Linked DNA regions of Homo sapiens: region 2 is linked to region 1. The links are chromatin contacts, found by Hi-C or POLR2A ChIA-PET in ENCODE. All regions are on one chromosome and are shown on one strand. The core of a region is the stretch at or near the end of the contact, and the rest is flanking DNA. Distances in the headings are between cores, read along the strand shown. Region 1 has its middle 18 kb from the start of KPNA2. Region 2 overlaps AMZ2 (archaelysin family metallopeptidase 2).

Region 1 (5,608 bases), core at 897-3,396:
CCTCCTGCTTTGGCCTCTCAAAGTGCTGGGATTATAGGAGTGAGCCACCGCACTCAGCTGAAATGTTCCATGTCTTTATCTGGATGGTGGTTACCTGGGTGTCCATGTAGGTAAAAATGCATTGAGTGGCTGGGTACAGTGGCTCACTCCTGTAATCCCAGCACTTTGGGAGACTGAGGCAGGAGGGTCACTTGAGTCCAGGAGTTCAAGACCAGCCTGAGCAATATGGCGAAACCCAATCTCTACTAAAAATACAAAAATTAGCTGGGCATTGTGACTTGGGCCTGTAATCCCACATACTCATGAGGCTGAGGCACAAGAATCACTTGAAGCCGGGAGGCAGAGGTTGCAGTGAGCCAAGATTGCACCACTGAACTCCAGCCTGGATGACAGAGTGAGACCTTGTCTGGGAAAAAAAAAAAAGCATTGAGCGGCACGCTTCAGATTACAGCACTTCACACTCATTACTGAATACAAATTGCACATAAGGCCAGGTGTGGTGTCTCACGCCTGTAATCTCAACACTTTGGGAAGCCAAGATGGGCGGATCACCTGAGGTCAGAAGTTCGAGTCCAGCCTGGCCAACATGGTGAAATCCCGTCTCTACTAAAAATGCAAAAATTAGTCAGGCATGGTGTCGGGCACCTGTAGTCCCAGCTACTTGGGAGGCTGAGGCAGGATAATCCCTTGAACCTGGGAGGTGGAAGTTGCAGCGTGCTGATATCGCACCACTGCACTCCAACGTGGTCGACAGAACAAGACTCGTCTCAAAAAAAAATTAAATTAAAAAGTTGTACCTTATTATAATAAAGACAATAGAAAGGGAGGAATCTAGGAGAATAAGTTGTTGTAAGGGTGAACAAGGTTCATAAAACACACACGCACACACCCTGTGGTGGTTGTGAGGACTGGTGTGGTACAACAGAGGAAGAGAAGGCAGGGAGACCAGAGTTGAAGGCTATTGCATGTTGTCCACGTTTTAATCTCTTAGGCAGAAAAGGGCAAAGACATGCCCTTTTCATTGTCACCAGCTTTACTTTTACCTTTTAAAAGTAAATTGTTGGCTGGGCGTGGTGGCTCACGCCTGTAATCCCAGCACTTTGGGAGGCCAAGGAGTTCAAGACCGCCTGGCCAACATGGCAAAACCCCATCTCTACTAAAAATACAAAAAGTATCCATATGTGGTGGCAGGCACCTGTAATCCCAGCTACTCGGGAGGCTGAGGCAAGAGAATCGCTTGAACCCACGAGGTGGAGGTTGCAGCGAGCTGAGACCATGCCATTGCACTCCAGCCTGGGCAACAAGAGCGAAACTCCGTCGCAAAAAAAAAAAAAAAAAAAAAAAAAAGTCTACAGAATTTGTCAATTGTCATCTTGGGGGGCAATATCTCCCTCGACTGAGAACCACTGCTTTAGATAAAAGCAAAATCTTAGGCCAGGCTCGGTGGCTCACGCCTGTAATCCCAGCACTTTGGGAGGCCGAGGTGGGTGGATCATTTGAGGTCAGGAGTTCGAGACCAGCCTGACCAACATGGTGAAACCCTGACTCTACTAAAAATACAAAATTAGCTGGGTGTGGTGGCACGTGCCTGTAATCCCAGCTACTTGGGAGGCTGAGGCAGGAGAATCACTTGAACCTGGGAGGTGGAGGTTGCAGTGAGCTGAGATGGCGCCATTGCACCCAGCCTGGGCAACAAAGGCAAAACTCCACCTCAATTAAAAAAAAAAAAAAAAAGCAAAATCTTAGACTTGTCCATTTTTGGGCCATTGCCTGAAATCCTGGACAAAGGCCTAACTGACCCAGTTAAAATGCCAGTATCTGAGCCCCACTGTTACGCTGAAGCAAACCAAGGAGGCAATGAATTACGTGTTGCCTAACTTGCTTCTCCCTTGCAGTTTCAATTGCGTTAGGCAGCCAGCTTCCCTTCCTCTCCACTGTTTGAATTGTTGCTGCCGGGCAAAAACTGCAGCTGGTCCACCTCAGAGCTGGCCTCATTTCAATAATAGCCGGGAGGACTGGCATGGGGCTTTCCAAGCTTAATTAGCTCATGTTTGTAGAGTTCCTTAGGAAGCTCAGGCCAGCATGCTATGGGAAGTCCAAGTTAGTAGGATTCTCGCCACACTTAGAAAACGAACATTCCCACATAAAAAGGCTGGTAGAGGCAGAAAAGAACGCCTCGGAGCGTGTGTGTGAACAGCGAAGGGTCCTTGTGAACCACATTTGAGACCATAAAGAGAGTAATGCATTCCAAGTTTCAGGCCCTCCTCCTACTCTCTACAGCAGGAAATTATTTAAAGTATTTCCTGAACAGCTGAAGTATGTTAGAAACCTGCTAGCATCCTCCACAGTATCTCCAGGAAATGGACACCAAAGAATTTCTTTGTAATGAGAAACTATCTGAGCTCTACTGGCCATTTCTACCTGAACAGGTTGGATACTCTCAGCCTGGGACCTGGAGAATACAATCTTCTTAGATCATTTTTATGTCAAACTTAGCATCCTACTGCAAGAACACACACTGGAAGAGAATTCCTCTTATGTATGCACATATATATGAAGAATTCTCTTATATATATAGTATACATACACATATATTAGTATATATCAAGAGAGACAGAGACAGAGACAGAAAGAACTTTGTTAGGTAATTTAGCAATGTCAGTAATAGCTTGCTAGTTAGTTATTCCCGCTCAATCTTCGGGTGGGGCAAGAATGAGGTCAGCCTCTTTTGTTTTAGGCAGAATTCTAGAACATGCAACACAAGGAAACTGCTTGGCCCCATCCCACCTCTAGAGATTTGTTCTCTCCAAGGCCTGCCTATAAATCTCCCAGGGTGGGGTTCCAGAAGAATGGTGCCCCAGCAAGCCAAGTTTGAACCTCCCAAGCAAATCGCATTGGAATGTTGGTGGGGTCACAGGATCAAGAGCCATCTGGGAGCCAGCTGTGACTGGGGCTGATTCCCATGATTTCCTATGAGAAGGGCAAGTATGATCACTACAGCAGAAATACCAAAGAAAAATGGCAATTGTTACCTCCAGAGCAAAGAACAAGGCCTAGAGCAGAGCCAGTTCCTGAAGAGAATGACAGATCTGATTATGCTGGTGAAGGCCAGGCAAGTTCTGTGCTTCCTAACTAGTTAGACTTTCCTTCTGCGGCAGCGAAGCTCGGATCCAGAGCTTGGGAAGTGTGGGACTTGCCTCTCTGAGACCTGGCTGTCAGCAGGAGGATGAGGAGCCAAACACATCCCATTGTTACCACCCACCTTCTGGGGCTTGCAGGGAAACTGTGAACTCCTTGCCAAACGAGATATAAGCCCTTGCCATCTTCCCTTTCCTGGGACAAAGGAACCACACAAGTTTTCAGTGTTTCATCATGCTTTTGGAACGAATGTCAACCAAAGGCCATCTTTTAAGGACAACAGCTAAAACGCCTGTCCAACTAGAGTTCTTTAGTCAATGGCAGTTACATTCGTTCATCTGAGGTCTTACACTACTTAGGATCAGGGAGTGACATTTAAAAAAAAGCGACAGGGTGCAGTGGCTCATGCCTGTAATCCCAGCACTTTGAGGCCACGGTGGGCACGTGTCCAGAACTGGTGGGTTCCTGGTCTCACTGACTTCAAGAACGAAGCTGCAAACCCTCGCTGTGAGTGTTACAGCTCTTAAAGAGGCGTGTCTGGAGTCTGTCCTGTCTGATGTTCAGATGTGTTGGGAGTTTCTTCCTTCTGGTGGGTTCATGGTCTACGCTGGCTCAGAAGTGAAGCTACAGACCTTCACGGTGAGTGTTAACAGTTCTTACGGCAGCGCATCTGGAGTTGTTCATTCCTCCCGACGGCCTTGTGGTCTCGCTGGGCTCAGGAGTGAAAGTTGCAGACCTTCTCGGCGAGTGTTACAGCTTTTAAAAACACCGTAGACACAAAAACTAAGCAGTAGTAAGATTTATGGCAAAAAGCAAAAGAACAAAGCTTCCATGGCGCGTAAGAGGACCTCAGCAGGTTGGCAATGCTGGCTCGGGCAGCCTGCTTTTATTCTCTTATCTGGCCCCACCCACATCCCGCTGATTGGTAGAGCCGAGTGGCCTGTTTTGTCAGGGCGCTGATTGGTGCGTTTACAATCCCTGAGCTAGATAGAAAGGTTCTCCACATCCCCATCAGATTAGTTAGATACAGAGATTCGACACACAGGTTCTCCAAGGCCCCACCGGAGCAGCTAGATACAGAGTGTCCATTGGTGCATTCACAAACCTTGAGCTAAACACAGGGTGCTGATTGGTGTATTTACAATCCCTGAGCTAGACATAAAGACTCTCCACGTCCCCACCAGACTCAGGAGCCCAGCTGGCTTCACCCAGTGGATCCCACAGCGGGGTCACAGGTGGAGCTGCCTGCCAGTGCTGTGCCATGCGCTAGCACTCCTCAGCCCTTGGGCGGTCGATGGGACTGGGCGCCGTGGAGCAAGGGGCGGCATTCGTTGGGGAGGCTCGGGCTGCACAGAAACCCACGGAGGCGGAGGAAGGCTCAGGCATGGCGGGCTGCAGTCCCGAGGCCTGCCCCGTGGGAAGGCAGCTACAACCCGGCGAGAAATCGAGCGCAGCACCGGTGGGCTGGCACTGCTGGGGGACCCAGTACACCCTCCGCAGCCGCTGGTCCGGGTGCTAAGCCCCTCACTGCCCTGGGCCGGCAGGGCCGGCCGGCCGCTCCGAGTGCGGGCCCGCCAAGCCCACGCCCACCCGGAACTCCAGCTGGCCCGCAAGCGCTGCGCACAGCCCCGGTTCCCGCTCGCGCCTCTCTCTCCACACCTCCCTGCCAGCTGAAGGAGCCGGCTCTGGCCTTGGCCAGCCCAGAAAGGTGCTACCACAGTGCAATGGTGGGCTGAAGGGCTCCTCAAGTGACGCCAAAGTGGGAGCCCAGGCAGAGGCGGTGCCGAGAGCAAGCGAGAGCTCTGAGGACTGCCAGCACGCTGTCACCTCTCAGGCAGATCACAAGGTCAGGAGTTCTAGACCAGCCTGGTCAACATGGTGAAACCCCGTCTCTAAAAATATAAAAATTAGCTGGACACAGAGGTGCATGCCTGTAATCCCAGCTACTCAGGAGGCTGAGGCAGGAGAATCACTTGAACCTGGGAAGTGGAGGTTCCAATGAGCCGAGATCGCGCCATTGCACTCCAGCCTGGACAACAAGAACAAGACTCCGTCAAAAAAAAAAAAAAAAAAAAAAGGCCGGGCGCGGTGGCTCACGCCTGTAACCCTAGCACTTTGAGAGGCCTAGGCCGGCGGATCGCCTGAGCTCAGGAGTTTGAGACCAGCCTGGTCAACAACAGTGAAACCCCGTCTCCACTAAAATACAAAAAATTAGCCGGGCATGGCAGCATGCGCCTGTAGTCCCAGTTACTCGGGAGGCTGAAGCAGGAGAATCGCTTGAACCCGGGAGGCGGAGGTTGCAGTGAGCCGAGATCACGCCACTGCACTCCAGCCTGGGCAACAGAGCGAGACTCCATCTCCAAAAAAAAAAAAAAAAAAAAAAAAAAAAAGCACATTTACAAAAGTGTAGGAAATAGGCCGGGCGCATTGGCTCACATCTGTAGCACTTTGGGAGGCTGAGGTAGGTGGA
Region 2 (5,611 bases), core at 3,104-5,603, 200 kb before region 1:
GGTGATATTTTACTTCAATGAGGTCATGCAGCACAGTGAAAACAACGAATAACTCAACATTAGGGAGACTTGGGATCTGATCCCATTTTTGCCATTGGTTAAACAACAAGCAAGTTTACTCGGCTGCTGCAGGCTTGTGTCCTCATGCATGAAATGGACTAAATAATCTCCACATTATTAATGCTTTACGACTCTGCTTTCCAAAAATGGAAATGCATTTGAAGACAATACCAGGCCCTTGAAAATGAAGACGGGAGGGTAAAAAACAAGCTGCAACAGAGAACAGTATCAAGCTTTTAAAGAAACAAGTTAACACCGAAGCCAGAGGCCTTTAATGTAGACATTAAACGGTGTCTACATACACCCTTTCAGCTTGAATGTCAACACCGGCTGTACTGACAGAAGATTTACATGACCTTTTCCTGAAATAAGCCTTCCTCTCCTAGTAACTCAATACCACGGGTACATTTTTCCAGGTACACTAGAGTTGGGTACTGGTCTAGAGCTGCACTGTCCAATACAATAGACACAAGCCACATGGGGCTGTTGAGCACTTGAAAATGTGGCCAGTTGGAAGTAAGATGTACTGCAAGTGTAACAAACACACGGGAATTTGAAGATGGTACAAAAAAAGGACATAAAACATTCAGCATTGATATTGATTGAAATAATATTTTGGATGCATTGGATTAAACAGAATATACTATTAAAATTAACTCCACCTGCTTCTTTATGCATTTGCTAATACGACTACTAGAAACATCAAGCTTACATATGTGGCTTGTATTATATTTTTGTTGGACGGTGCCACTCTAGATATCAGAATCTACAAAGTGACTGAGATTCAAACTCTTCAATGAAGCACTTTTTAAATGCTCTACTTGAGAATTAATTCCACTCACTGCTCTGCTGCCGTCGCGGTCCTGACTTTCCAAGGCTGTGCCCAGAGCGCGGCACACGTGGCTCTCACACAGGCAGGCCTGCACGGCACGCAGCAGTGGAGGAGGTTACCCTGGGTCGCTGACGCCAGGGGAAGCCAAGCGACCGATCCCACACTTCTGAGCCCCGCCGGGGAAGTCCCCGGGCGCGGAAACAGGTGGTGCGCCGGCGGTTCGCAGCTGCTGGGCCCGCCGGCCTGGGCGCAGCCGGGGACAGCGACGCGTTTCCTGCCCGGGAAGGGCCCGAGCGCAGGGCCGGCTATAGCGGTCCCGCAGCTGCCTGCTTCGATTTTAGCACTGCTGCTCCCAAGAGGGAGCAACGCGGCCCTCTGTCCCTCGTAGGGCTTGAAATGTAAATTATTCATATCAGGGGAATGTGTGCTTCAAAAAGCAAGCTGGACAAGAACCGACGGGTAATCCTCGACAAATTCTTCTACTTAACCCTCACCATTAGAAGTCTGAGGCCTGAAAAATCTCTTGACCGGAGAGATACTAACTCCACAGGTGCCCAGGATCAGGATCTATGACATAAATGAAAAACATTCCAAATTCACTGATTTTTAAGAGTATTTAGATAGTAGAAAATTATTAATTCTCTTTATTAGCTCAATACTTTGTTCAGCCAGCATTTGCAGAGCAAAATCTGCGTGGATTTATTTAGTGAAAATTATCTTTTAAAACCACAAAGATTTAACCATAGTACATAAAATTTAGTTGCAGTAAGCAAATTATATTTTTAAGCTGAACCCTAAGAAATTATCCAAAAATATATAGTTATACACAGCACTTATGATTGCTGAACAAATGAATCATATAAAATTTATGTTTAGTTCAATTTTTAGCAAGAGTGAATGACTTCTTAGATGATTTTTCTCCTAGTCTCATAGTGCAGTGTAGACACAAATGGACCTTATTTATTCAACTAGGCAAATCTTAGTTCAAAAGAGTTTGTGACAAAGGCTGACCTACAGGACTAAAACCGTGCTTGCCTTGTAGGAAAATAAAAAAAAATGTAATCGAATGGACAATAATTTTTTAAATACATTATTCAAGGAGGAATAAGCCCTGTAACAGAATCCATAAAACACCATGCTCCATCAGTCTCTTTTTCCTAATAGAATGACCAAGTATTCTCTCCAATTAATTTTAATAGCAAACCACCATTTTCTAAAATGACTTAAATGGGTTCAATCAAGTAGAATGACTCCAAGGGAAACCACTGACTCAGATATGAAATGTGCCTTACATCATACTCCATACATCAAAGACTATACTTTCAGGGATCATTTCTATACTTTGTTACATCATACTGCATACATCAAACAATGAAGAATCCAGGTTTCAAATTACAAATACATATATACCTTTAAGTCTTACCCTCAAGGTAAGATAGGAAAGTGGGAAATGCTGTCTGCTCACTGATATTCCATAAAATATTCACTGTAATTTCTGGATTTCCAAGATACATCTATCTAGCAGAGGTGGTTTGTCAAGTCTGAGCTTTTCCACCTGTCCACCCCCGTAGCAATGGGGCTGATGTTCACACCCTGCAGACCATCATCAGCATTCATGGCACCCCGACAGATAACCCCATTAAACTCTCTCCCTGACTCAGGTAAACACTTCACAATGTAATGTGAGGAGGACATTATTACTGAAATAAACCTGAAAGCCGCTCTAAATCTATAGAAAAAGTGCAACACTCACAAATATAAATACCATTACACACTATTTGTAAGATCCCTCATAAATGACTATGTTATAGCTGAGACCTGCAGCGGAACTCCCACCACCAAATGTTGTGGTAGTGTAAGGACCATTGTTATTTTCACTTGCAAATATTCCTGATAGGTCATATTTTAAGCTGCTAAAAACTGATACAAGCTGTTCATTCTTTCAGGGATAAGGTGACAACCAGCAAGAGAAAAAAACAAGGTAATGCACTTGAGACAGTAAGGTAGGCTCTCGGAAAAGGAGGGCTGTGGTGATCAGAGCCCACGGACGTCCAAAAATGTGACTTGGCTGGGCCTAAAAGAGGGGAGCGGCTCTTCTAAAAACAAAATCACCCCCTGGAAATTATGTTGGTTGGTTCCTTGGGGCATTGAACGGTTCTTTTTCAAGTTATTTACTTGCTCGTTACCGCCAGTCCCAGCTTTCTTGGGAGACCTAAACATATTTGGGGAATGGAAATAATGTGCTTGCTGCCACAGACCAGGCCAGTAAGATGAGAAGATAAAGAGTTTCTAGAGTTTTTATTATTCAAAATGAGTTTCATTTCAATTCAGGTACTTGAAAGAAGGTTCTAGTCTGTTACTTTGACACAGCACAAGATCAGTAGTTTATTCCAATGAAGTATTCCACCCAAATGAAAGCATAACATGCAAGTAGTTATTTATTTCAATCACTCCTATTTGAAGGTCCTCATTTTTGGAGAACAGCCAGGCATTTTATTATCCACTCTTTCCATTCCTTAAAGGCTTCCACGGGTTTCGGTAAATTCCCATTATCCTCGTGACTGTGTTCTGGAGTTGCTCCAGGTGTGTCAGAAGATTCATCATCAATCCACCTCACCAGTGCCTGGAAAAACATGAAAGATGCGCACTTCAACAAACCACAGCAAAATACCATCAGGCAAGAGAGAAGCATTGGCTTCTAGATCATAGGGTGACATATTACCCCATGAAGACGCTGCATTTGATAATGATGGTGTGAATATGAAATAATGCTAATGATATACTGAGTGAAATGGCACGTACCAAATACACACAGAATTACAAATGATGTCAAAAGTACGCACTGAAAAAAGATGAAAAAGAAATACACTCATTCTTACACTTTGTTTCTAGCATAATAGGATGTTATTTTTTCTCAACTTGCTAAATATTCCACAAGGCATTATATTACTTTGACATGTACGTATATACATATATAAGTGTCCACACAGGCATGGGTAGACATATGTATGTGAAAACACATGTGTAGACATTTCTGTGCAGTCACCTGAATGCAGTCATACCCATGAGTAGACACATGAATGTATATTGATGTTTGTGGGCAAGTGTGGGCACACACACACACATACTGAGATTAGGTACTTTCCTTCTTCCTTTTTAAAGAAAATCATTTTTTTCCTCCTAATGAACATCATACCTCTGTCCCATATTTGGAAAGGTAAATCCTGTCCACACACTTATAGGGTTTAAAAAATGAACTCTGCCACACATATCAATATTTATTCTGTTCTGCAAAGTCAAGCTCTCTTGCCCTAAATGGAAGAGAAGCAAAGAAACTTCTTCCACTATTTCTCATTGAACTGTAAGCATAAATCACTCAAAGGCAAGCTGAAGTTTTTAAGAAGAGCATTTCTTCACATTTTTAAACCGCAGCTTCCTGCTTATCTTTACACTAATTTCCTCTGATAAATTATAACTCCAGAGAAGGATATAATAGAAACATGGGTTTGCTACTCAGATAACCACTTCCCCCTCTTTAGACTGTCCACCCCCCAACTTACTTTGTATCTTTCTACAATGCTGAAGCCAACAGCACACTGCAACTTGTGCAAACAGATAGGGCAAAGGTTTAGAGGGCGCCGGTCAGCTTCTTCCAAGTGGTTGGAGCCTTGCATGAGGCATGCAAGCCACTGGCAGTGTCGCAGTCCAAATATGTGTCCGATCTCATGGGTTAAAGTCTGCAAGACAATCATGTTGAGGCTTTATAAGACCACCATCACATTAGGCTACACGTCTCTTCTTTTTCTTGCTTTTCCAAGAAACATAGGAATCAACTCCCTTACCATTACCACCAAAACTTCACCCTGTCCAGACCTTCAAAGACTTAATAATCCCTCATTTCCCCAAATGTCTTACTGCCTTTCTTGCTATAGACTTCCTCAACCTCAACATCGCTGACATGTTGGACCGATAATACCAGGTTGTGGGAGGCTGTCCTGTGCACTGTGCGATGCTTTGCAGCATCCCTGGCTCTACCCACTAGAGGCCAACAGAACTCCCTCCCTGATTGTGAAAATCAAAAATGTCTCCAGACGTTGCTAATATTCCCTGGATGGCAAAATCACCCCTGGCTGAGAACCCTTGATCTACACTAGGGTACTTGTTGTAATTCTGATTCTGGGGCTCTTCCCCTAGAGATGCTGATTTCAGTAGGTCTGGGAGAAAGGGGGCTTGATCTGCATGCTAATGAGAACATCAGGTGGCAATGACACAGGGGGCCCATGAAACACACTGTGAGAATGTAGTTCTCAGAGGTGTAGCTGTCAAACCCCAACAAATAGTACAGGTAAAAGCAGAATTTCTCTAGCTGAAGGAAAAGCCCATCTCTCTGGCTATGGAGAAAGGGGAGATAGGCTTTCCACAAAACCGAGTTGGGGATATCAGGAACTGCCAGGACAACTACAGTCGAGGGTAACCTGGAGCCCAGGGCAGGAAGGCCCAGGCTCCCAGAGAGGCCAGAGCAGAGGTTCTCCAAAGGCCTGGGGAAAGCAGCTTTGCCCAATGACCACAGTAGCTTGAAAAAGTAGGTTACCCACTCATACCAGAATTCAGAATTACACTAATAGCACATGGGTACAGCCAAGGCTGTAACTAGTAGTACAGAAAAACTGGCACTGATATTGTAAATTTCAATATGAAGGTATCCATTTAAATTGTTTT

What was found. Hi-C counts contacts between places; a loop is a spot of excess contacts on that map. ChIA-PET counts read pairs that join two places held with the same protein, here RNA polymerase II (POLR2A). Pooled maps may share reads with other maps.
Region 2: a loop to region 1 is called in a pooled map, with 2.6 times the contacts of the local background. The contact joins two enhancer-like sites. A Hi-C loop is called at or near these places in 4 of 50 pooled maps. POLR2A ChIA-PET finds 5 or more read pairs at or near these places in 3 of 52 experiments (PC-9, Panc1 and activated B cell).

What each region holds. Positions count from the first base shown.
Region 1 is chr17:68,051,054-68,056,661 of GRCh38, reverse strand. No RefSeq gene overlaps it. Among named protein-coding and RNA genes, the nearest start is that of KPNA2, 18 kb to the right of the region's middle. Within about 2 kb of position 2,146, at least 14 of the 41 ENCODE cell types and tissues checked have a DNase peak (open chromatin) inside an H3K27ac peak, as active enhancers do.
Region 2 is chr17:68,254,718-68,260,328 of GRCh38, reverse strand. AMZ2 (archaelysin family metallopeptidase 2) reads right to left here. Exons shown (of 7, transcript NM_016627.5): 6 at 4,453-4,629; 7 at 3,174-3,515. The coding sequence ends at 3,360. It also overlaps a transcript of ARSG not described here. Among named protein-coding and RNA genes, the nearest start is that of AMZ2, 9.5 kb to the right of the region's middle. Within about 2 kb of position 4,353, at least 7 of the 41 ENCODE cell types and tissues checked have a DNase peak (open chromatin) inside an H3K27ac peak, as active enhancers do.